Regions from separate parts of the Homo sapiens genome. Here all the other regions are linked to region 1. Evidence: chromatin loops called from intact Hi-C (ENCODE). Cell type or tissue: PC-3. All regions are shown on one strand. Region 1 overlaps PTHLH (parathyroid hormone like hormone). Region 2 has its middle 250 kb from the start of FAR2. Region 3 holds the start of LOC124902907 (a long non-coding RNA gene).

Region 1 (8,000 bases):
CCCGCCCGTGAAGCGGGGCTGCCGCCTCCCTGCCGCTCCGGCTGCCACTAACGACCCGCCCTCGCCGCCACCTGGCCCTCCTGATCGACGACACACGCACTTGAAACTTGTTCTCAGGGTGTGTGGAATCAACTTTCCGGAAGCAACCAGCCCACCAGAGGAGGTAGACAGACAGCTATGTATATATATGTGGGTTTCGCTACAAGTGGCTCTGGAACGAAAGGGCCTGGTTCGCAAAGAAGCTGACTTCAGAGGGGGAAACTTTCTTCTTTTAGGAGGCGGTTAGCCCTGTTCCACGAACCCAGGAGAACTGCTGGCCAGATTAATTAGACATTGCTATGGGAGACGTGTAAACACACTACTTATCATTGATGCATATATAAAACCATTTTATTTTCGCTATTATTTCAGAGGAAGCGCCTCTGATTTGTTTCTTTTTTCCCTTTTTGCTCTTTCTGGCTGTGTGGTTTGGAGAAAGCACAGTTGGAGTAGCCGGTTGCTAAATAAGTAAGTGCTGAGAGGCTCCAGAGAAATTTTTTTTCTTTTCAACTTGGGAGATGCCCTTGATGTTGAAGAGGCTTTTTGAGAGCGGGCTAAAAAGGGGGAGCGGAGTAGTGCGGGGAGATGGAGAGTCCAGACTGACACTCGGGTCCCATTCCCTTCTGTTGCAGGTCCCGAGCGCGAGCGGAGACGATGCAGCGGAGACTGGTTCAGCAGTGGAGCGTCGCGGTGTTCCTGCTGAGCTACGCGGTGCCCTCCTGCGGGCGCTCGGTGGAGGGTCTCAGCCGCCGCCTGTAAGTGCCCCATCCTCCCCAGGGCGCCGGGTTGGGGAGGCCAGGGGGAGGGGCTGCCAAGCTGGGATGCTGCCGAGGGCTTGCAGCGGTCACCGATGCTCCTTGCCCGGGTTAGGGAGAGGGACCATCCCGGATACCTGCCGGGGCCTGAGCCCGGGTCCTCAAACCTGGCAGGAGAACTGGTTGATCTTCAACGGGAGACAGGCAAGAGAGAGACTTTATGTGTGTTTCCATAAGAGGGAGCGTTTCACAGAATCTCTTCTAGGGAAAGATCCTCTGCCTCTAGTGGAAAAGAAAAAAAGTTGGGGGGTGGTGGTTACTGTCAGGACCCGGGAAGCTTCTGAAACTCGGAGGAAGCTGAGCGGTCCTGGGGACGTATGGCCTGCGCGCTTGTATACATACTGAATGTGGGTGGCGGTTTGCGTGTGAAAAAGCAAAAGCCGTACATCTAATTTTATTATGAATGACATAATTTTAAGCATATAAAATAGGAACACATTACATAATAAAAGCGTATTATATAATAAAGTAGCAACAACTTTGCAGTGGCACGACTCCAATGTTAGTATTGATACAGTTCAGGAACGCTAGAGCGCTTGATTCCAAAATGAATTTTAGGTGTGGAACCTTTTTTTTCTTGGAGTTATTGCTAACAGTTCTTTAATCTGGAGTCAAATATTTGCATTGTAGACTGAAAACTTGTATTTTGGCATTCTCACTTGGTGATTCTTTTAATGATAACTTCAACTTTGAAATAATCATACATCCAAGCACACCAGAGAAATATCACTATGTCGTGTGACTGAAAACTTGGAAGAGTGATAGAGTAACATGATCTTAATAATCTGTTGGACCTAGCAGTTCACTAATGTGTATAACACCATAGTTGGGTGATCTTTAAACTGCAGACTCAGTGTTCAGAATGGGAAAACTATAAAGTTCGAGAACTGAGATGCGTTTGACTCTGGAGAAGGAATTAAGGCAAATTTTTACACTAACAATAAAAATAGCAGTATCTAATATTTACAGTCAGGTTTATGGTGCTTCCTTGTAAATTCCCGAGGGTGTACAAAAAGGCAACTGTTTTATACGTGCTTGTGGTCTATTATTATTAGAGGAGAAAATCCTTAAATGAAATTACTTTAGACATGTCGGAACCTTGGCATCAAAATGAAAATCTATTATGAATCTCCTAAGGCAAATTGTGTAGAACATTATACCGAAGATAAGGCTGCATTGTATTCTTCAGATCAACATTTTACCGATGTGTTTCTGAAAATTGTCTTCAGACTTTTTGCTCATTTTGAAACTTGTCTTAAATTCAATAATTTGAAATTCATACATAAATAGAAATGAAGACTGAATTTTTAAAAGCACACTTAAATACTATATTTATTTGGCTAAGAAATACTACCTTGGAACAGAGCCAATTTTTTCTTTAAAGTTGCTTAAGAAATACCTGTTTTCTCTTTTGAGAAACAGCAAATGATTCACGATTATATACACAACTATGGCATAAAAATACTGCTAAGTTGTCCTAAAGGCTATTTTTAACTCTTTCTTTGTTGCACCTTACAAAACACACATCAGAAACCATTTAGCAGCCAGCGACTGTTATAGTTTTGTTTGTGGGTGAAATATAATATTGTAGTTAAACACTCACACTCAGCAGATGGTTATAAAACTACCACAAAACATTCTCATAGTTAATGGGTAATAGATCATCACATTACAGGCATGGTTTTTCATGGAGGCTGAAATCATCAGTAGATGAAGATGTTTCATCAAATTATCATAGCCAAATGGAGTTTTTAAAAACAAGTCATTATTTTTGTCTTGCTGCCAAGTAACAGTAAATTTTGTGTGCTAGACAAAACATAAGTCTACCATTATGCTAAATCAAGCTAGTTTCTTGAAAGAAATTTTAACATATAATCAAACCATATTACTCCCCGGTTTTCACACCAAGTATTAGGGAAACTGCTTTAGAAGTATAGATTTTTTTTTTAACTAGATGCTAACTTTTAAGGGAGAGGAAATTACTATAACAATAAGACTTCCTAAACCATGCAAAGGAAGCAGTTACAAATTGTGAGTCTTTTTGACCTGTTAATCCCAAAGATTTTAATTAATGGAGCTAGAGCATGATCAAGTTGGATACTGGAAAGTGAGGCCTATGGATGTTCTTGTGCAGATGAACAAGGCTTCTGGCAGGTGGCTATCTCTATGTTTAAGTTAGAGAGGGAACTCCACAGATTCAGAAACCTAAAACGTCATTGGCTGATTTGCTTAGGAGCCAGACTGGGTCTATTCCATTTAATGAAAAGCATAACTTTCTACTGAGTCATTTGGGTTGGAAGGACCTTCTGGTGAGTCATCTTAACTCTAACACCCTAACCCTGTCTCTTGCATGTACCACAGAACTTTTCTTCTCAAACACAGAGTCCGTCCTTAGAAGCCTAGCATCAGTACAAGCATACTGCTTCTTCCTGTGCTGGAAAGGGAATTTCCATCACTGTTTTTATGCCCTCTGTTCCTTGATAGTTCCTTAGAAATCTAAGCTTCTTCCCTAAAAACTCCCTTGGAGTGATTTTTTTTTTAAAGGAGAAGAACTATGTTTGGGCTGAATTTAGGGTTATCTATGATAAGCATTTCCCCAAAATTTTGCAATTTTTTTTTACAATAATCAAAGGAGAACATGATACATAACCTACCTGTTTTTCCATTTTGGAGCTTAGGTATGTAAGTGTCATGTGAACCATAGTGCTATGTAATGTTTACAGACAAATTGAGTAAAAGACTATTATTGAGGCCATATTTACAACTTAAATATTTCAGAGTTATCTAAATTGAAAACGTCCTTAATTTGAATTTATTACTCACTACCTCTGTATACCTAGTTTATACTGATGCCATTATATTCCTGATCCTCTAATGCAACTGCCTAGTGAGAGATTCATTCTTCACAATACTTTAATTGCAGAAGTTTTTGAAATACTAAGTAAAGTGTCTAACAGCATTTCCAATTTAGCATTTAAGAAAACTTGTGTTTTCCAAGATACTAACAGTTTCCCCCAAAAGGCAGATGAAAAGCTTTGTCCCTCGTAAGCAATGTACTATTTTAAATTGAACAAAGCTGTGCCATATTGTAGGCTTTTTATAAATTAGAAGGATGGAATGATCACTGCATTTCCCAAGAGAACTATCCTGGGAAAATGCAGCTTGAGTTAGGAAGGCACTGTGACTCACAGTTGACAGGCTGGCCAAGATGACAAGCACATATGCCCATGAGAAGGGGCATATGAGCAATGGTGGCTTAATTAGAATAGACCAACCATTAAAAGTTTTGGCCTCAAGTTAAGCTAAAATGGGCTACACTTTATCCATTTGGAGAGCAATACAGAAGACGAGGGCTTCTGCCAGGAACAGAGAAAGAAATAAAAGCCCCCAATACTATAAATTATCAGTGGTTAAGAACTGCTTTTTAATGTGACATTTTGCTAAAAGATACTTATTAAACTGTAGTGCTTATGAAATATGCAATTATATCTGTCCTATTATTTTATAAATGTTATTAAAGGATATAAATACCTTGTACCAAAGCCTCAAACTTGTAGATTCTTAAAAGTTTCCAGAATACTAACTATTACCGCAGAGTAAGTGAATTTTAATCTAGTCACATGTGGCACCTTCTAAAAGAAAGAGAGACTCCTTCATGCCTCATTTAAACCAGGCTCCTGTTAAATTCCTTTCCATTAAGTCATGTCTTTTTTGAATGAGCTACATGGCTTCAAGTCAGTCCACACACTAAAATACTAGAAGGTAGCTGACATTCTAGCTAGAAGGGCCAGAGAAATGATGACTGTATTTTCATCTCTTACTCTTTTCTTTGACTCATTCATCCAGTGATAATCCAAACTCTTGTAGTTCCTAAATTTGATGATGAAAATGAACTTTCTGGGCAATAGGCTTGATCTTCAAGGAAACTGATAAATTTCTGTCCAATCTGCCTATTATTGTGGTGGCTTGTTACTCTATGCCCCATGCATATACCCTGTACTCTCCTTACCGTGTTGCCTCAACACAGGAACAGGCTGGGACTTCAGCTTCAGCTTCCGCTTAGGCAGGAGAAAGCGTTGAGGAAATTGAAAAAGCAGTCTTGGCTTTAGAATCAGAAGACCTAGTTTTTGGAGCCCTGGCTCTGCCAGTTCTCATTGTGTAGACTAGGGCAAGTCATTTAACCTCTCTGCACCTCACTTTCCCCATGAATACAATGGGGGCAGTAATAATGCTATTTATGATTGCCATATTTCTCTGAGGAGTTAAAGACATTGCACCAACAAAGGCAACAAAGGACCCAGACACCATTGTTTCAGGGAAGTAAGAGTACATGGGATGTAGCCCTGGGAAACACTTTGAGATGCTTTTGAGGATGGGCCAGTTTGGAGGACTATTCCAATGGTAGAAATTGGAGTTAATGCAGAGTTGAAGCAGGCATGATATGACTGATTAACAGATGCAGTCCGTAAATATGGTTAATAATATACACAAAATAATAAAAGAATACACAATGGACATTTAAGCAAGAGTTTGGGTGTTATCTAAAAGGATTGATAGAGAATTAGTTTATTCTTTCTCACGATATTTTCATTAGAGTGTCATTTAAATAGAAAAATCCTTTATATTTTTTCCTAGAGAATTTTAAGACAAAGAGAGCAAGTAGAAAAGTGAACTTCTCAACTAAGTAGTAAGGATCATACTCTCTGAAGTTCTAAATTTAAAAAAAAAACATGAAGCACAGAAGAAATAGAATGAGCTCATTTAAGCACACAAAGAAACCCATTTTAAGGAGACCACCCACTACTTTACAGAAAAATACACATACTCTCCCTCTCTTTCTCTCTCTCTCTCTCTCTCTCTCTGACGATTGGCCTTCAAATGTATGTTCTTGGTAGCCAGTAGTCTAAAATGTTAAAGTTCAGTCTGTGAATCAGATGGTTTCCTAGACAGGCTACACTGCTCACTTCTCCTTCAGCCTTTGTTTGTTTTTACTCTTACGGCTTGCTGTTTCAATATTATTATTTTCTTAATGGGGCGTGTGTGTGTGTGTGTGAGAGAGAGAGAGGAGAGAGAGAGAGAGAGAGAGAGAGAGAGAGAGAATACTCAGGTAAAAGCAGCTGCCTTTTATTTCCCAGGCTGGGACTTCTAGATTTATTTTCTCAGCAGAACTCTGAAAAATGTGAAGAGATACTCCGTGGTTTCTGTCTATTTCTGATCATAACTGAATCATATGTTTTAAACCGGGAAGGAAGTATAGAAATCACTGTCTCTGACCCCTTCCTTTTATACAGTTGAAGCCCATGAGGCCCAAGAATGTTCATGTTCCCACCAAGGTCACAACCTAGTGAGTGGTAGAACTGGGACCATGAGCTGGAGCCTTCCAACTGCCAGCTCTTTCCTTCCCACTGGTTACCCTTCCCTGCGCAATGAGCTTGCTACCCATCCAGCTTGTGTCTTACGGTGGACCAACTAGAAAACTAAAGAGATTTACTCATGTCTTTGTTGTCTCTATCAGCAACTAAAATTTAACTGTTTTCTTCCCCTCTAATATTTTCTTTCAAAGCAAAAGAGCTGTGTCTGAACATCAGCTCCTCCATGACAAGGGGAAGTCCATCCAAGATTTACGGCGACGATTCTTCCTTCACCATCTGATCGCAGAAATCCACACAGCTGAAATCAGAGCTACCTCGGAGGTGTCCCCTAACTCCAAGCCCTCTCCCAACACAAAGAACCACCCCGTCCGATTTGGGTCTGATGATGAGGGCAGATACCTAACTCAGGAAACTAACAAGGTGGAGACGTACAAAGAGCAGCCGCTCAAGACACCTGGGAAGAAAAAGAAAGGCAAGCCCGGGAAACGCAAGGAGCAGGAAAAGAAAAAACGGCGAACTCGCTCTGCCTGGTTAGACTCTGGAGTGACTGGGAGTGGGCTAGAAGGGGACCACCTGTCTGACACCTCCACAACGTCGCTGGAGCTCGATTCACGGTAACAGGCTTCTCTGGCCCGTAGCCTCAGCGGGGTGCTCTCAGCTGGGTTTTGGAGCCTCCCTTCTGCCTTGGCTTGGACAAACCTAGAATTTTCTCCCTTTATGTATCTCTATCGATTGTGTAGCAATTGACAGAGAATAACTCAGAATATTGTCTGCCTTAAAGCAGTACCCCCCTACCACACACACCCCTGTCCTCCAGCACCATAGAGAGGCGCTAGAGCCCATTCCTCTTTCTCCACCGTCACCCAACATCAATCCTTTACCACTCTACCAAATAATTTCATATTCAAGCTTCAGAAGCTAGTGACCATCTTCATAATTTGCTGGAGAAGTGTGTTTCTTCCCCTTACTCTCACACCTGGGCAAACTTTCTTCAGTGTTTTTCATTTCTTACGTTCTTTCACTTCAAGGGAGAATATAGAAGCATTTGATATTATCTACAAACACTGCAGAACAGCATCATGTCATAAACGATTCTGAGCCATTCACACTTTTTATTTAATTAAATGTATTTAATTAAATCTCAAATTTATTTTAATGTAAAGAACTTAAATTATGTTTTAAACACATGCCTTAAATTTGTTTAATTAAATTTAACTCTGGTTTCTACCAGCTCATACAAAATAAATGGTTTCTGAAAATGTTTAAGTATTAACTTACAAGGATATAGGTTTTTCTCATGTATCTTTTTGTTCATTGGCAAGATGAAATAATTTTTCTAGGGTAATGCCGTAGGAAAAATAAAACTTCACATTTATGTGGCTTGTTTATCCTTAGCTCACAGATTGAGGTAATAATGACACTCCTAGACTTTGGGATCAAATAACTTAGGGCCAAGTCTTGGGTCTGAATTTATTTAAGTTCACAACCTAGGGCAAGTTACTCTGCCTTTCTAAGACTCACTTACATCTTCTGTGAAATATAATTGTACCAACCTCATAGAGTTTGGTGTCAACTAAATGAGATTATATGTGGACTAAATATCTGTCATATAGTAAACACTCAATAAATTGCAACATATTATTTTGGTGTTTTTGGAACTAGTTCTGATTGTACCATCTACCTATCTATAATCTATTTCTATCTATCTATCTATCTATCTATCTATCTAGGGGGGTATGTTTCTATGAGGCAAAAAGTGGGGCAAATATTAATC
Region 2 (8,000 bases), 930 kb before region 1:
CCTAACTCATACTGAAAATAAAAATATTTAAAGGCAAGAAGCTGGCTGAAGATGTGCCCAGTTGTAGAGTGGGAGGAAAGAATTACAGAGGAAATAAACATCTCCTTCACCACACCTGGGGAAAAGTCAAGTATATCCCATGGAGTAGAGATACAAAACCTACAGAAGAGAGCCAAAATTGAGTCTTGAAATTGGTCCTACCCCAGTGGTCCAGTTGGGGTTGAGAGATAATCCTAACAGAAATAATTTCTGAGGTAGAAGTGTGGGATTTAGTGATCAAGAACCATGTTGCAAGGGCTATCCATGGGAGACATATCCTGAATCAAAAAACTGTAAATATTTATCCTTCATAGTGTAGGTAGAGTTGGTCTAACAATAATCACAAAACTCCTTACTGGAAAAAGAATAAGCTTTAAAATTTGAATTCAAGATTAAAACTGTTATACAGATTGGATTGCAATTTTAAATATCTGAAACTTGAGAATATTTGTTGATTTAAGAATAGCCTGGAAAAATTGAGTCAGCTCAAGATTTTATCTAAGTGCATTTAAGAACAACTCAATAGAATGGGTATAAAAAGGAAATAGTGGCAAAGAACAAATGTACTTTCTGCTTATAATTTACTGAGTCAATGCCTTTAATCAACTACTTACAGTGACACGGGAGCATTTGGTATGCATAAAAATTGCAAATATTTTGTAAGACTGAAAATAGCCATATAAAAGCTATATGTATATATGTATACATACTTGCTAAGGAGTATATAGGTGGAAGTGGAGCACATGACCAGATTTGCCTTTTAGAATATCATTCCTTAAGAAGTATGAGGTAAAATTGAAAGAAGTTATGTCTCAGAGTAGAATGACCAGTCAGAAGGCTGTTGCAATTTTCTAAGCAAGAGCTACAAGAGCCAAAACTAAGTTAAAAAATTTTGAATTAGAAAGAAAGAGAAAATTCAGGCAATATTTGGGAGGCAGAAGACATGGCTTGATTATCAATTAAATATAGTGTGTGGAAAGAAGATTTGAGCTCATACCAAGAATTCTGTCTTAAGATGTTTACTAGATTGCAGAACATCTAAGGAGAAGAAATGTGGATAGAAGGAGAATTCAGTTTGTATTAGATTTGTGGTGCTGGAGTTGCCCCTGGGATATTCAGGTGGAGCTAGCTATACAGATTAGAAGTCCAAGGGAAAATTCAAGACAGTGATAAAAGTTGAAAATATAATTGCATTTGCTTTTACCTACCAAAGCTATGGATGTCATAGGACATAGTCCTAATGAGATGTAATTGGAAATTCGCTGGGTAAGGGATTCAGGAAAGTGTAATTGATTGAGAAAGATGGTTGTCATTTCCTTTGTCCTTCTGCCCTTTGCTACTTCCCCTTTCCTTCTCCTACCTGGAATGAGATCATAAGATCTGCAGATTCAGCAGCTATTTTGTATCCATTGGCAAGAGAAGAAGGACAATAGCCTGCAAGCTGGGCTTAGAAGAAAAGAAAAATGGAAAGAGACATAATCTCTGTTGATATCACTAAAACACCCTAAATTGATTAACTCAGTGTTTCTTCTTTACAGGATAAATAAATCCATAAGTAATTAATCCATTATTGATGAGATTATTGATGAGATAAATAAATCTATAAGTACTTAATCCATTATTTACAATATTTTATATTGTTGAGAGAGGAATATAGTCAAAACTAATATACAAGTTATTAGCTCTTAGATGGTAGTTGAACAAGATCATGACTGTAAATGCCCAAGGCACTGAACCAAATATTTGGGAGATATTAACTTACTTGTGACATTCTACATATGTTGAGTTGCCATATGTGTTGGTCTATAGCCTTCTGACTGGTCATTCTACTTTGAGATATAACTTCTTTCAATTTTACTTCATACTTCTTAAGGAATGATATTCTAAAAGGCAAATCTGATCATATGCTCCACCTCCACCTATATATTCCTTAGCAAGTATGTATACATATATAATATAGCTTTTATATGGCTATTTTCAGTCTTACAAAATATTTGCAATTTTTATGCATACCAAATGCTCCCGTGTCACTGTAAGTAGTTGATTAAAGGCATTGACTCAGTAAATTATAAGCAGAAAATACATTTGTTCTTTGCTACTATTTCCTTTTTATACCCATTCTATTGAGTTGTTCTTAAATGCACTTAGATAAAATCTTGAGCTGACTCAATTTTTCCAGGCTATTCTTAAATCAACAAATATTCTCAAGTTTCAGATATTTAAAATTGCAATCCAATCTGTATAACAGTTTTAATCTTGAATTCAAATTTTATAGCTTATTCTATAACAGTCTCACCTTGCTATAAAAACACATCTGAGAATGGGTAATTTATAAAGAAAAGAGGTTTTATTGTCTCACAGTTCTATGGGCTGTAGAGGCTTCTGCTTCTGGGGAGGCCTCAGGAAACTTATAATCATGATGGAAGGTGAAGGGGAAACAATCACATCTTCAAATTGCCAGCAAGAGAGGGAGAGAGCAAAAGGCGGGGGGCGGGGAGGTGGCAGGAAATACTACATACTTTCAAACAACTGCATCTCATGAATGATAACTCACTATCCTGAGAACAATAAGTGGGAAATCCACCTCCATGATCTAATCACTTCCCACCAGGTCCCTTTCCCAACATTAGGGATTACAATTCAATATGAGATTTGGGTGGGGACACAGAGCTAAACCATATCATTCCACCCCGGCCTCTCCCAAATCTCATGTCCTTATCACATTTCAAAACACAATCATGCCTTTCCAACAGTCCCCCAAAATCTGAACTCATTCCAGAATTAACTCAAAAGTCTGAATCCAAAGTCTCATCTGAGACAGGGCAAGTCCCTTCTGCCTATGAGCCTGTGAATTCAAAACCAAATTACTTACTTCCAAGATACAATGGGGGTACAGGCATTGGGTAAATATTACATTTCTCAAACAGAGAAATTTGCCAAAACAAAGGGGCTACAGGCCCCATGCTAGTTTGAAACCCAAGAAGACAGTTATTAAATCTTAAAGCTCCAAAATAATCTCTTTTGACTCCATGTCTCACATCCATGCAACACTGATGCAAGGGATGGGCTCCCAAAGCCAGGTGCTGCTCCACCCCTGTGGCTCTGCAGGTTGCAGCCCTCCTGGCTGCTTTCACAGGCTGGTGTTGAGTGCCTGTGGCTTTTCCAGGCACATGGTACAAGCTGTTAGTGGATCTACCATTCTGGGGTCTAGAGGAAAGTGGCTGTCTTCTCACAGCTTCACTACGCAGTGCCCCAGTGGAGATTTTATGTGGGGGCTCCAACTCCACATTTCCCCTCCTCACTGCCCTAGTAGAGGTTCTCCACGAGGGCTCCAGTCCTGCAGAAGACTTCTGCCTGGACATCCATATGTTTTCACACATCCTCTGAAATCTAGGCAAAGCCTGCCAAGCCTCAACTCTTGCCCTCTGTGCACCCACATGCTTAACACCATGTGGAAGCTGCCAAGGTTTTTGGCTTGCACCATCTGGAGCAGTGGCCTGAGACATATCTGGGGCCTTTTTAGCTACAGCTGGAGCTGGAAGGGCTGGGATGCAGGGCTCCACGTTTTGAGACTATACAGAACAGCAAGGCGCTGGGCCTGGCCCACAAAACCATTTTCCCCCAATTTCCTCCCCAGAAAATAGGTTATTCTTTTCTACCATGAGGTCAGGCTGAAAATTTTCCAAACTTGTATGCTTTGCTTTCCTTTTAAATATAAGTTCTAGTCTCAGATAATCTATCTATACACACATATGAATGCATGCTGTTAGAAGCATCCAGGCCAAATCTTGAAAGATTTGCGGCTTAGAATTTTCTTCTTCCTGATACCCTCATTCATCTCTCTGAAGTTTAAACTTCCACAGATCCCTAGAGCAGGGGGAAAATCTGCAAGTCTTTTTGCTAAAGTATAGCAACAGTGACCTTACTCCAGTTTTCAATAAGTTTCTCATCTCCATCTGAGACCTCCTCAGCCTGGACTTCACTGTCCAAATCACTATCAGCATTTGGTCACTACTATTCTACAAGTCTCTAGGAAGTTCCAAACTTGCCCTCATCTTCCTTTCTTCTTCTGAGCTCTTCAAACTGTTCAACCTCTGCCTATTACTCAGTTCCACAGTTGCTTCTATATTTTCAGGTATCTTTATAGCAATGCCCCACTTCTCTGGTATCAGTTTTCTGTATGAGTTTATTCTCATATTGCTCTAAAAACATACCTGAGAATGGGTAATTTATAAAGAAAAGAAGTTTAATTGGCTTATGCTTCTATGGGCTGTATAGGCTTCTGCTTCTGGGGAGGCCTTAGGAAACTTATAATCATGGTTGAAGGTGAACAGGAAGAAAGTACATCTTCACATGGCTGGCAGGAGAGAGAGAGCAAAGATGGGGAAGTGCTACACACTTTCAAACAACCAGATCTCTTGAGAACTCACTATCACCAGAAAAACAATCAGAAATTTGACCCCAAGATTCATCATCTCCCACCTGGTCCCTCCCCGAACATTGGAGATTACAATTCATCCTGGAATTTGGGTGGGGACAGAGTCAAACCATATTACCATGTAAGCCAAAAAATATCAGTGTTGTGTCATGATGGAGCAAATGAACAATTAAAGCAAATAAGCCTGAGAGGTCAAGCAAGATTGCCCTAGTCATTCATTAGTTTACTAAATTCATTCCACAGTAGTGTGTCAGGCACTCAAAGCTCAGTGAGTGGACCCCTTGGGGGCAGCTGCAAGTGGCAAAAATTCTTCTACATGGATTCTCTTAGTCATTGTGGTTGTCTTCTTTGTAAGCTTGTTAAAATATACTCCTACTCTCTTTGTTTTTATGTCATATTCTCTTAACTTCTTAACTTCTGGGGATTTCTTAGTCTTGAACTGAAGCCTCCTTGCCATATGTGTTTCAATGTCACAGAAGCAACAGAAGCTGTCTCTGTTTGTAAGAGAAAAGGTAGCTGTGGGAGTATTTAACCATCTTATGGGTAAACTTTGTCCTCCCCAAATTCATATGTTAAAGTCCTAATCCCCAGCACCTCAGAATGTGACCTTATTTAAAATAGGGTAATTGAAAATTTAATAAGTTAAGTGTGGATGAGTCATGCTGGAGTGGAATGGACCTCTAATCCATTATCACTGGTGTCCTTATAAAAGGGAGAAATTTGGACATGGACACACATGCACACACACACACACACACACACACACACACACACACAGAAAGCCATGTAAGAATAAAGGCAGAGACTAGGACGATGTTCATTTATGCCAAGTGTATTAGTCCATTTTCACACTGCTGATAAAGACATATCTGAGACTGGGCAATATATAAAAGAAAGAGGTTTACTGTACTTACAGTTCCATGTGGCTGGGGAGGCCTTACAGTCATGGTGGAAGGTGAAAGGCATGTCTCACATGGTGGCAGACAAGAGAAGACAGCTTGTGCAGGGAAACTCTCCTTTTTGAAACCATCAGATCTCATGAGACTTATTCAATATCATGAGAACATCATGGGAAAGACGTGCCCCCATTATTCAATAAATTCCCACTGGGTCCCTCCCATAACATGTGGGAACTCAAGATGAGATTTGGGTGGGGGACACAGCCAAACCATATCATTTTATCACTGGCTCCTCCCAAATCTCATGTCCTCACATTTCCAAACCAATCAGGCCTTCCCATCAATAACTCAGAAGTCCACAGTCCAAAGTCTCATCTGAGACAAGGCAAGTCCCTTCTGCCTATGAGCCTGTAAAACAAAAGCAAGTTAGTTACTTCCTAGATACAACGGGGGTATAGGCATTTGGTAAATGCAGCTGTTCCAAATGGGAAAGATTGGCCAAAACAAAGGGGCAACAGGTCCCATGCAAATTTGAAATCCAGCGGGGTACCCAAATCTTAAAGCTCTAAAATGATCTATTTTGATTCCATGTCTCACATCCAGGTCACACTGATGCAACAGGTGGGCTCCCATGGTTTTGGGCAGCTCCACCCCTCTGGCTTTGCAGGGTACAACCTCTTTCCTGGCTGCTTTCATGGGCTGCCATTGAGTGTCTGTAGCTTTTCCAGGTGCGTGGTGCAAGCTGTCAGTGGATCTACAATTCTGGGGTCTGGAGGACAGTGGCCCCCTTATCACAGCTCCACTAGGTGGTGCCCCAGTAGGGACTCTGTGTGGGGGCTTTGACCCCACATTTCCCTTCTGCACTGCCCTAGCAGAGGTTCTCCATGAGGGGTCTGCAGCAAACTTCTGCCTGGGAATCTAGGCATTTTCATATATCTTCTGAAATCTAGGCAGGGGTTGCCAAGTCTCAATTCTTAACTTCTGTGCACTCACAGGCTCAACACCATGTGGAAGCTGCCAAGGCATGGGGCTTGCACCCTCTTAAGCAAGAGCCAGAGCTGTACCTTGGCCCTTTTTAGTCATGACTGGAGCAGCTGGGATGCAGGGTACCAAGTCCCTAGACTGTACACAGCAGAGGGACCATGGGCCTGGCACATGAAACCATTTTTCCCTCCTAAACCTCGGGGTGTTTGATGAGAGGGCCTGCCACAAAGATCTCTAACATGTCCTGGAGATATTTTTCCCGTTGTCTTGGTGACTGACATTTGGTTTCTCATTACTTATGCAAATTTCTGCAGCTGGCTTGAATTTCTCCTCAGAAAATGGGATTTTCTTTTCTATCACATTGTTGGGCTGCAAATTTTCCAAACTTTTATGCCCTGTTTCTCTTTTAGAATGAATGCCTTTAACAGCACTAAAGTCACCTCTTGAATGCTGTGCTGCTTAGAAATTTCTTCTGCCAGATACCCTAAATCATCTCTCTCAAGTTCAAAGTTCCACAAATCTCTAAGGCAGGGGCAAAATGCTGACAGCCTCTTCATTAAACATAACAAGAATCACCTTTTCTCCAGTTCCCAACAAGTTCCTTATCTCCATCTAAGATCACCTCAGCCTGGACCTTATTGTTCATATCACTATCAGCATTTTTGTCAAAGCCATTCAACAAGTCTCTAGGAAGTTTCCAACTTTCCCACATTTTCCTGTCTTCTTCAGAGCCCTCCAAACTGTTCCAACCTCTGCCTGATACTCAGTTCCAACGTTGCTTCCACATTTTCTTTTCAGTTATGCTCCAGTCCTGGTACCAATTTACTGTATTAGTCCATTTTCACGCTGCTGATAAAGACATACCCAAGTCTGGGCAATTTGCAAAAGAAAGAGGTTTCTTAGACTTACAGTTCCACATGGCTGAGGAGGTCTCACAGTTGAAGTGGAAGGTGAAAGGCACACCTCACATGGCAGCAGACAAGAGAAGAGAGCTTGTGCAGGGAAAGACCCCTTTTTAAAACCATCAGATCTCATGAGACTTGTTCATTATCACATTAACAGCACAGGAAAGACCTGCTCCCATGACTCAGTTACCTCCCACCGGGTCACTGTCCCACAACACGTGGGAATTCAAGATGAGATTTGGGTGGGGACACAGCCAAACCATATCACCAAGGAATGTAATAGAATTCCAGAAAAACACCAGGAGCTAGGGGAGAGACATGAAAAAACTTCCCCTCACAGCCCTCAGAAGGAAGCTACCTGTAGATACTATGATCATAGGCTTCTGGTCTCCATATCCATGAGCAAATAAATTTCTGTCGTCCAAGCCATTCAGTTTGTGATACTTTGTTATAGCAACTCTAACAAACTAATAATTAGGGGCCCATGTTGCATTGCGTTTATATTTCAAAACTGAAATCATTAATGGTTTTCCTCTTGATGACTGGGTTGGAAAGGTTGATTTAATCCTTTCTTTAAAGTGTAGTTCAACATTCATTTATCTCTTTACTCATTCTACTGGATTCTCAGAGTGTGTGAAAATGAACTGCTGTAGAGGTTGCATGGTTTTGATGAAACATTTATGCTCAGAATTAAAAAGGACTGTTTCAATACTATCTCTTTCCTATTTAAAGCAA
Region 3 (8,000 bases), 800 kb before region 1:
AAATATCCCTCTGGGTTCGATAATTCAGGAATGCTGCTGGAGAATTAATACTATCCCCAGGATCAGCGGACACTCAGCATGGGTGGACACTCAGCACACCACACTTCCAAGACTTAGGCAAACATCAATCATGAAATTATTTCCATTGATGATTTAGAATTCTTTTACAAATATGTTGCAGAAAGCCACTATAGTTTGGAGCTTAAGCACATGAACGCTGGAGCCAAAGGACCTAGGCTGAAATGTTGCATCTCCTACTTCCTAGATACGTTATTTGGAAAAATCAATCTTTCTCTATACCTCAGTTTCCTCATCTGTAAAGCATGTGTAGTGATACCACCTATTTCTTAAGGTTGTTGAGAAGAGGAAATGAGATAATGCATCCAAATTACTAAGAAAAGTTTATTGCACATACAAAATGCTAAATGATTGGTAGCTATTTAAAATATTCCTCATCTGCCAGACTATGCATGTTGTATCTATTTTGTTATACCATCCCTGCATTAGGACATCATCATCAGAAATGTCTGAGTTGAGAAGGAACCTAAACACTTAGTTTACCCACTCACCTATCACCTCATCCCCAACACACACACACACAGACACACAAACACACACACCTTACAGACTAGAAAACTAAGGCTAAGAGGGTAAATGATTTGCTAAGAGTTAATGGCTAGACTAGAACTGGGTTATTCTGGTGCCTGATAAAGAGCTATTTCCATTAAACCAAATTGAGGTAAGACAATTTATTTCTGGGGGTGTTGGGGGGGGGGGTTGATCAAAATTGACCAAACCTTGCCAGAGAGCTTTGCACAGCCTGTCATGCAGAATCACCACCAAGCTGCACAGACAGAGGTCAGACAAGCTAAGATTATCATTAGGGTTTGCCAACAGTGCTATCCTTTCTTTTGGCACACTAACTGGTGGAAAAACTTTGGGAATTAAAGTAGAAACATGGCATATCTCTGTTTCCCACAATTTAACTTCTCTTTTGCAGAAGCTGTGTTGTGTAAGACCCTAAGCAATTTCTTGTTCGCCATGTTGCCAAGGGACTTAATTCTTTTGTCTCTCCAGTGATAGTTAAGATTCTAGCAGTGGCTAGATTTTACGAATGGTATTGATTTAGCTCTTCAGTGGGTACAGGATTCTTTTCCAACTTTGCTACAGCCATGCCACTTTGACACTGCAGAAGTTCCTCTCCACCACGAAAACACACACACACACAGACACACACAGACACACACAGACACACACACACACACACACAAACAAGGACCAGCATCACTGTTCCTTATGGCAAACCTGTTAGATGGACAAAAGATTACATTGCCTTTTATCTGTGAGAAAATTGAGGTTTAGAGAATTCTTGAGGCTTGCTGCAGATTAAAACAGCAGAATAATAATACCCACCCAATCTTCTGCCTATAAATGCTTTGTTTTTGAGTGATGATGGATGGATGTGTTAGCCATTCTGGTATGGGGAGCCCATTCTCAGTGTTTATGGCTGCTACTCAATGCCAAGGCAAGTGGCTAATGCCAAAGGCTCTTCTATATTTTTCCTCCCCTAAGAAGAGAGCTCAAGAAAAACTCATTTTTGACAAGTGATTTAAAACAGATAACATAGACTTTCTTTTCTGAACTCTGGGCTGGCATGGTGTTACCCTCAGCCTCCATGCTCAGATGTGAGCACTCTCGGGAGAGGAAAAGTGTTGACATTTAGTTCTGTATTTCTAAGTATTAACACACGTGGTGGGGAGCCTTTTACAATTACTCACTCATGCTGAGGTCTTGGGTGGCCCGTTTGAGCCTTTTTCTCCCTGATGTCCAATCAAACTGCCATGACCCAGCACGGATATTGTTGTCAAGTGTTGGCAGGAAACTCATCCCATTGAAACCCTCCTAGGGGAGTGAAAAATATAAGGAGGAGCAAATAAAATGAGGATTTAAATGATCTTTTAGAAATATCTTTAATTGCACACAGAAAGGCCTAAATACCTGCTGCTGAACCTCAACAACCCTAAAATGCATGCTTTAGAGTAAGGGCATCTAGGGGGCCACGTTCTTCTTCTTGCTTCCCATTGCTTCCCTCTGTCTCTCTATTCTCCCCCTTTGCTCAAACCCCACACGTAGGAGGCAAACCCCCCACCATTTCTGTGTGACCTGAAGGAATGAATCCTGTCATATTAGTTCCATTTTCCTAATAGAAGTTGTTCTAATAAGTTTAAGAGGCCACCAGAGCCCTTTGAGTTAGGAACAAATCGCAAATCATCATAACACTACACCTAGTCTCATTTTATGACAGCAATAAATCAAAAGCAGCCTCACAGTGTGAAAACTAGCTACAGCAGTCACAAGTGCCAGGTTCTTGGAAATGCCAATGCCCAAACGTCTTTAGCTTTGCAGTGTATGTTTTGGCTGCCGGAGGCTCAATTTTTCAATTAAGGATTTTTAAAAAAAGAGTGTGTATGTGAAAGAGAAAGAGAACAGCTTCAGGTAAATTTGCCAAGCCAGACAATGAGGCTCTTGTTCTTTATGAATTATATTTACTTATTTTAGCTTTACTTTTGTGTTCATATGACTTCGAAAAGAATATTGGATGTGGAGTCCAGCCAGAGTGTTTACACACAATTTAATGTGATTTTGATTGTAAATGAAATACAAGTCTCCTAAAGATGCTACCTGGGTTGGCATCATCAAGGGCTCTAAAAACTTGATGAGATTTCATCTACAGCACGAGCTTCTTAGGTGTTGGTTAGAATTCCTCATGGTTTTACAAAAGATTTCTTGCATAATTATACACAATGAGAATAACTTAGAAAGAGACTTGGTACATATCCATCATTTAGTGTTGCCTTTCACAATAGGCAATTGAATTTTTTAAAATGCCATTATTATTCTCTTAGTAGAAAATGATATGAGTAACATGTTTCCTACTAAGCACTGTATGTCAGAGACTATATTGAACTTTGCAGTTGCTCCCTGAAATAATTTTTCACCTAATATGAATTAATTTTTTAAAAAGCAAATGAGAGCTTAGCAAATGAAACTGATAATCATAGTTCAAAAGTTTGGATATTAATCCTTGATATGAGTTGTTGCTAATAAATCTTTTGGAAAAAACAGTTTACCTGACATTCTTTTTTTCAAAAAACAATTATATTTGAAATTATTTTATACCTTTAATTTAGGGGCCACCAAAACCTTTATTAAGTTTCTGATTAATTATTCTGTCATATTAGCCACACGCTGGTGTCCACAATCAAAATCAAAGAGTCATCTTAGGCTGATACTGGTTCTTCATACCCCACATCCATGGTAGTGGTCAGTTTCTTCCTTCATAATGTCTAAACATCATCCCTCTCTTCCAGGGCCTCTTCTTCAGGAAATATTTTCACAGTCTCCTTACTGACTACCCAGTCTTTTGTAGCCCTTTAATCCTTTCTACACAGCAAGGTCAGATTAAATCCCTCTGAAGCTCCACTTTCACCATGCTTACTTCCCTAATGATTTAAGAAGGTACAATGGCTATCTATTGCCTGCCACATGAAATCACACCATCAGCTAGCTGGTATAACTATATTAGTCAAAAAATTAACTGTCACAGTAGCACTCACAGACAGATACCTGAGTACAGACAGGACTCATAGAGGGTTACATCCTCCTGGGCTGGTTATGAGCAAGGGGCTGGTCTTGGACAATATGTTTTTAGGTACATTCTATTTCTTAGACTGCCCAGTAGGCTCTGGAAAATTGATTCATTCTAATAACACGCATGAAGACAGCTATTAACTAGGACACAGATTTCTTAATTTTCAGTGGTCCAACCACTACCAGGGCTGGGAACAGGACTGGTCAGATCTGAACAGGGCACTCCCTTCCTGGTGAGTGGTTCCCCCGGGAGACCAGACTATTTATCAGAGGGCGTGTAGGAAGCACAAAATCGAAAAAAGGAAATTGATTGTTGCTTGAAGGAAATATGCGTCATACTTATACAACCCAACCTATTGACCTTCTCCACCCAAGGGACAGCTCAGACTATGAAGGAAACAGAACTATCCTTATCATCTAAATCAAAACACCAATATCCCTTGGGAGTGATGAATAAACAGGGATGGTTCTTTTATCTACTTGTTTGTGTTAGTTACCTATACTTAAAAACAAACAAACTAAATGTACTTATTGGTTTCCCAACTTCATATCATTATGGTACCTCTTTGTGATATGTTAGTACATTCAGCCTGACTTTCACTTTAGGCTTTCTTCCTAATGAAGCAAAATTTCATAAATAAGCAATTCCTAAATTACAATACAGTATGAGATAAAATTACACAAATTCCAGTCATTGCCTGGTGTTAAATTCTTGTGCCTATTTCATTGAGTGTGATTTCCCAGCCTTGTCTCCAAAGATAAAGATTTATCTGACTTCCATTCATATATTCCTATCCTATCACCAAATGGCCCTGAAATTCACTTCCACTTCGCAAACAATTTACCCAACTCATAGAACCCTACCAATATTCTGTTTCCTCCACTCAGTTAACTCAACAGTTTTTTTTATTAAGAGCTTGCTGTTTTCTACACACTTTGATGGAAATCCAGGCAAGTAGATGAGGAATGAAGACACAGAGATAAATAAGAAAAACAAAGGCCTTGCTCCCCTGAATGAAGGTGTCAGTTGGTGACACAAACAATCACAGCACAATTTGCTAAGAGATGGAATAAGAGGTAGCCATTGGCCAGGCGCAGTGGCTCATGGCTGTAATCCCAACACTTTGGGAGGCCAAGGAGGGTGGATCACCTGAGGTCAGGAGTTCGAGACCAGCCTGACCAAAATGGTAAAACCCCATCTTTACTAAAAATGCAAAAATTACCCCAGCATGGTGGTGTGTGCCTGTAGTCCCAGCTACTTGGAAGGCTGAGGCAGGAGAATTGATTGAGCCCAGGAGGAGGAGGCTGCAGTGAACCGAGATCATGCCACTGCACTCCAGCCTGGGTGACAGAGTGAGACTCTGTTTCAAAAAAAAAAAAAAAAAAAAGAGGTAGCCATTATGTGTGGAATAATAAAGCTGAGAAGAACATGATTCACTTTATCTTGGGGAGTTATCATGTGCTTGGGGTGACACCTAAATGTGATCCTTAAGAATAATGATCTCCCCAAAATGCCCGCACCCTAATTCCCGGAACCTAGAAATATGTATTATTATGGGAAAAGAGATTTAAGGTTGAAGATGAAATTAAGGCTGCTAATGAGCTAACCTTGAGATGGGGAGATTATCTTGGATTATCTGAGTGTGTTTTATGTAGTCACAAAGGTCCTTAAAAGTTGGGGAAGGAGGCAGAAGGGTCAGTATCAGACTGATGTGATATGAGAAACTCATATTGCTGAATTTAAACATGAAAGGAAGCCAAGAGTCAAGAAATGCGGGAACCCTCTTGAATTTGCAAATGGCAAAGAAACAAATTCTCTCTTCCAGAAAGGAACACAATCCTAGTATTGGCTGGTACCTTGATTTTAGCCCAGTGAGACCATTTTGGACTTCTGACCTCCAGAGCTATAAGATAAAGTTGTGTTGTGTTAAGCCACTAGCTGTGGTAATTAGTTACAGCAGCAAAAGAAAACTAATGCAAAGGGTAAGTAGGATTTCACCAGTGAAAGCAGCTAGTGAGGGTCTTGTAGTCAGGGGATATGTTTAATCAGGTACTTGTGGTCTAGGCTCTGTCACATATGATATTACAACAGAAATGTACTTTTGTGTGGTAGAAAATTATTAGATGACTATCAATAAAGGCTATTAGTGATGTAGATTGGAAAAGGTGCTTTGATATCAGTTGATAAAGAGTAGCAATAAGAATGTTGCAACAATGTGAATTAAAGACATTGTGTGCTTCAAATTCCAGGAAATTAAGCACTAGGATACAATGAATGGATGGTATGAAATAACTGCCTTAGTCTAAAGTTCCCATTGCCATCTCCACTTCCACAACAAGAGGCTCCATTTGCACCTCATATTCAATAGATCTTATATAATCTCACTACTTGCCTCCTGCAAAATGTACTTTTCTTTAAAGTGCCCCATTTCTTTTCGTGGCACTGTTGTTTGTATTCCTAATCACACAAACTTGACATTTCTAAATAATCTACCTCCCAACCTCCCTACACTCAACAAATTATCCTGTTGTATTGCTTCTGTCACCATGATCTTCCAGTGTCTTTCTCCTTTTTCTCTTTCCTATTCTACCCATATGTGGGTAGAATTTTAAACTATTATTTATGCTCTTTTCCCAATGAGTCATGAATTTCCCTTCCCCTCTTCACAGCTTCTCCATGACGTTTCCCTGCTTTTTTCCTCTTGTGAACTCCAGTAACACCAATTGTTCCTTGTAATACTTAAAACTTCCAGAAAGAATGTCTTTTCTCATGTTTCATCATGCCCATTCTCCCTCAATTTTTAGTTCACTACTGTTAACCTCATTACTGTTAGCTCTTCTATTGAAAAAGCTTTCTCTGAGGTCAAAAGTGACCTTTTTAGCTAATTTCAGGATCTATTTTGAGACTCCCTTCCTTAACTTGACCTCTCTGGGACATTGACATAACTGACAATTCTCTTCTTTCTGAAACTCCTCTTCCTTGGATCCTAAACTGCCCATTTCCTAAACCCTACTTTGACTGTCTTACTCATTATTTTCCATCTCCTCTAATAACTATTCAATGTTCCTATCCTGCTTTTGCTGATGCTTCCCACAGTCTTAACCTAAAATCCTCATAATTTTCATCATATTCTACAGATCTCTTCTCAAGGTATTGTGATCTAAGTGTATCTTAGAGAATGAGAGAGACCACTAGAATTTCTTAACTCTGTTGGAATTCTTTCTTTCTTGATAATTTCTGAGTACCTGCTCTTGGCTCAGTAGTATGCTAAATATACAAGAGAGGCCAAAAGTGATGAAGATGTAGCTTATTTTTAAAACTTTATTGTAATTAACAAATATTAATTGCATATATTTATGGAGTACAATATGATGTTATGACAATGCTTACAATGTGAAACGATTAAATCAAGCTAATTAACATACCCATCACCTCATATACTACAATTTCTGGAGAACATTATGCTAAAATGTAGCTTCTATCTTTGAAAGTCAATTTAGAGAGATGCAACATATACATATAGAGATTGTGACAAATGGTCTAAGGCAGGATTCATTCATTTATCATTGCCAATGACAATTAAGCAACACCATTTGAGTGTAGTTGTCAAATAAATATGGCTAAAAAGAAATGTTTCTTATTTTATGGATATAAAGGACACTGAGCCAGCAGACCAATAGCCTTTCTTTCCTTGAAGAATTGAGACACAAAGAGGAAATTATATGAAGCAAGTGCCCTTAATCACTCTCTAAGTTGTTTTCAGCCTTGAACAAAGGCTCCTTTGGTACTTCCTTCTCACAGTTTGCACAGCTCATCACCTGCAATACAAGTAATTTAAATTAAATCTATCTGTTTGGGTTTTAAAAAATATTTAAAATTTTTTCATCCTTATAGTTAAAAAATAATAGAGGAAATCTATCTAAGGAATCATAACAAGAAAAACATTTCACAGATGAATTAGACTGCTTCAAGACTGTCTCAGCTCTTCTTACTGAAACGTTTATTTATCCATTTGCAATTACAAATCAAGCACCTGCATTTTCAGGCATTTCTTTCACTAATAAAATAGCCCCAAATATCTAATTACATAAGGAATACCAAAATTGGTATTTATACTAGATTTATAGTATAATTGGTATTATACTTTGCCGCCTCTGTTTAATAGCTATTCCTGGCAGACAACATACAATAAAAACCCTTTTAGGTCTGGCCTGAATAGGAATCAGATTAACTTAGGCATATCATGATGAAAATTTCTCTTTCTGGTCTATTAGGCTTCAGTTCCAAATGATCTGGAAAATTCAAAGTGCCATTCTCCATTCCTGATTCTCCATCTGGATATTTAGAA

What was found. A loop is a pair of places that touch in the nucleus more often than their neighbours do. Peaks named below come from ENCODE experiments on the same cell type or tissue, not always from the same donor. Only the 100,000 strongest peaks of a DNase experiment are listed, where the experiment ranks them.
Region 2: it touches region 1 in a loop (10-fold over the local background); 2 of 110 quality-filtered maps call a loop at or near these places.
Region 3: a loop joins it to region 1, with 6 times the contacts of the local background. A loop is called at or near these places in 2 of 110 quality-filtered maps.

What each region holds. Positions count from the first base shown.
Region 1 is chr12:27,962,188-27,970,187 of GRCh38, reverse strand. PTHLH (parathyroid hormone like hormone) reads left to right here. Exons shown (of 6, transcript NM_198965.2): 3 at 1-163; 4 at 672-794; 5 at 6,418-6,840. The coding sequence starts at 694. Among named protein-coding and RNA genes, the nearest start is that of PTHLH, 6.5 kb to the left of the region's middle. RefSeq lists enhancers at 286-795, 796-1,306. In PC-3, no CTCF peak of the experiment used is centred here; DNase peaks (open chromatin) are centred at 1,077, 2,457, 3,127, 4,047 and 3 weaker places; H3K4me3 peaks cover 5,891 bases; H3K27ac peaks cover 6,632 bases.
Region 2 is chr12:28,896,830-28,904,829 of GRCh38, reverse strand. No RefSeq gene overlaps it. Among named protein-coding and RNA genes, the nearest start is that of FAR2, 250 kb to the left of the region's middle. In PC-3, no CTCF peak of the experiment used is centred here; a DNase peak (open chromatin) is centred at 4,659; H3K4me3 peaks cover 769 bases; H3K27ac peaks cover 1,687 bases.
Region 3 is chr12:28,766,484-28,774,483 of GRCh38, reverse strand. All of the region lies in intron 2 of LOC105369711 (a long non-coding RNA gene), which reads left to right. It overlaps LOC124902907 (a long non-coding RNA gene), which reads right to left and starts at 3,685. Exons shown (of 4, transcript XR_007063256.1): 1 at 3,628-3,685; 2 at 1,779-1,902. In PC-3, no CTCF peak of the experiment used is centred here; a DNase peak (open chromatin) is centred at 3,943; H3K27ac peaks cover 1,579 bases.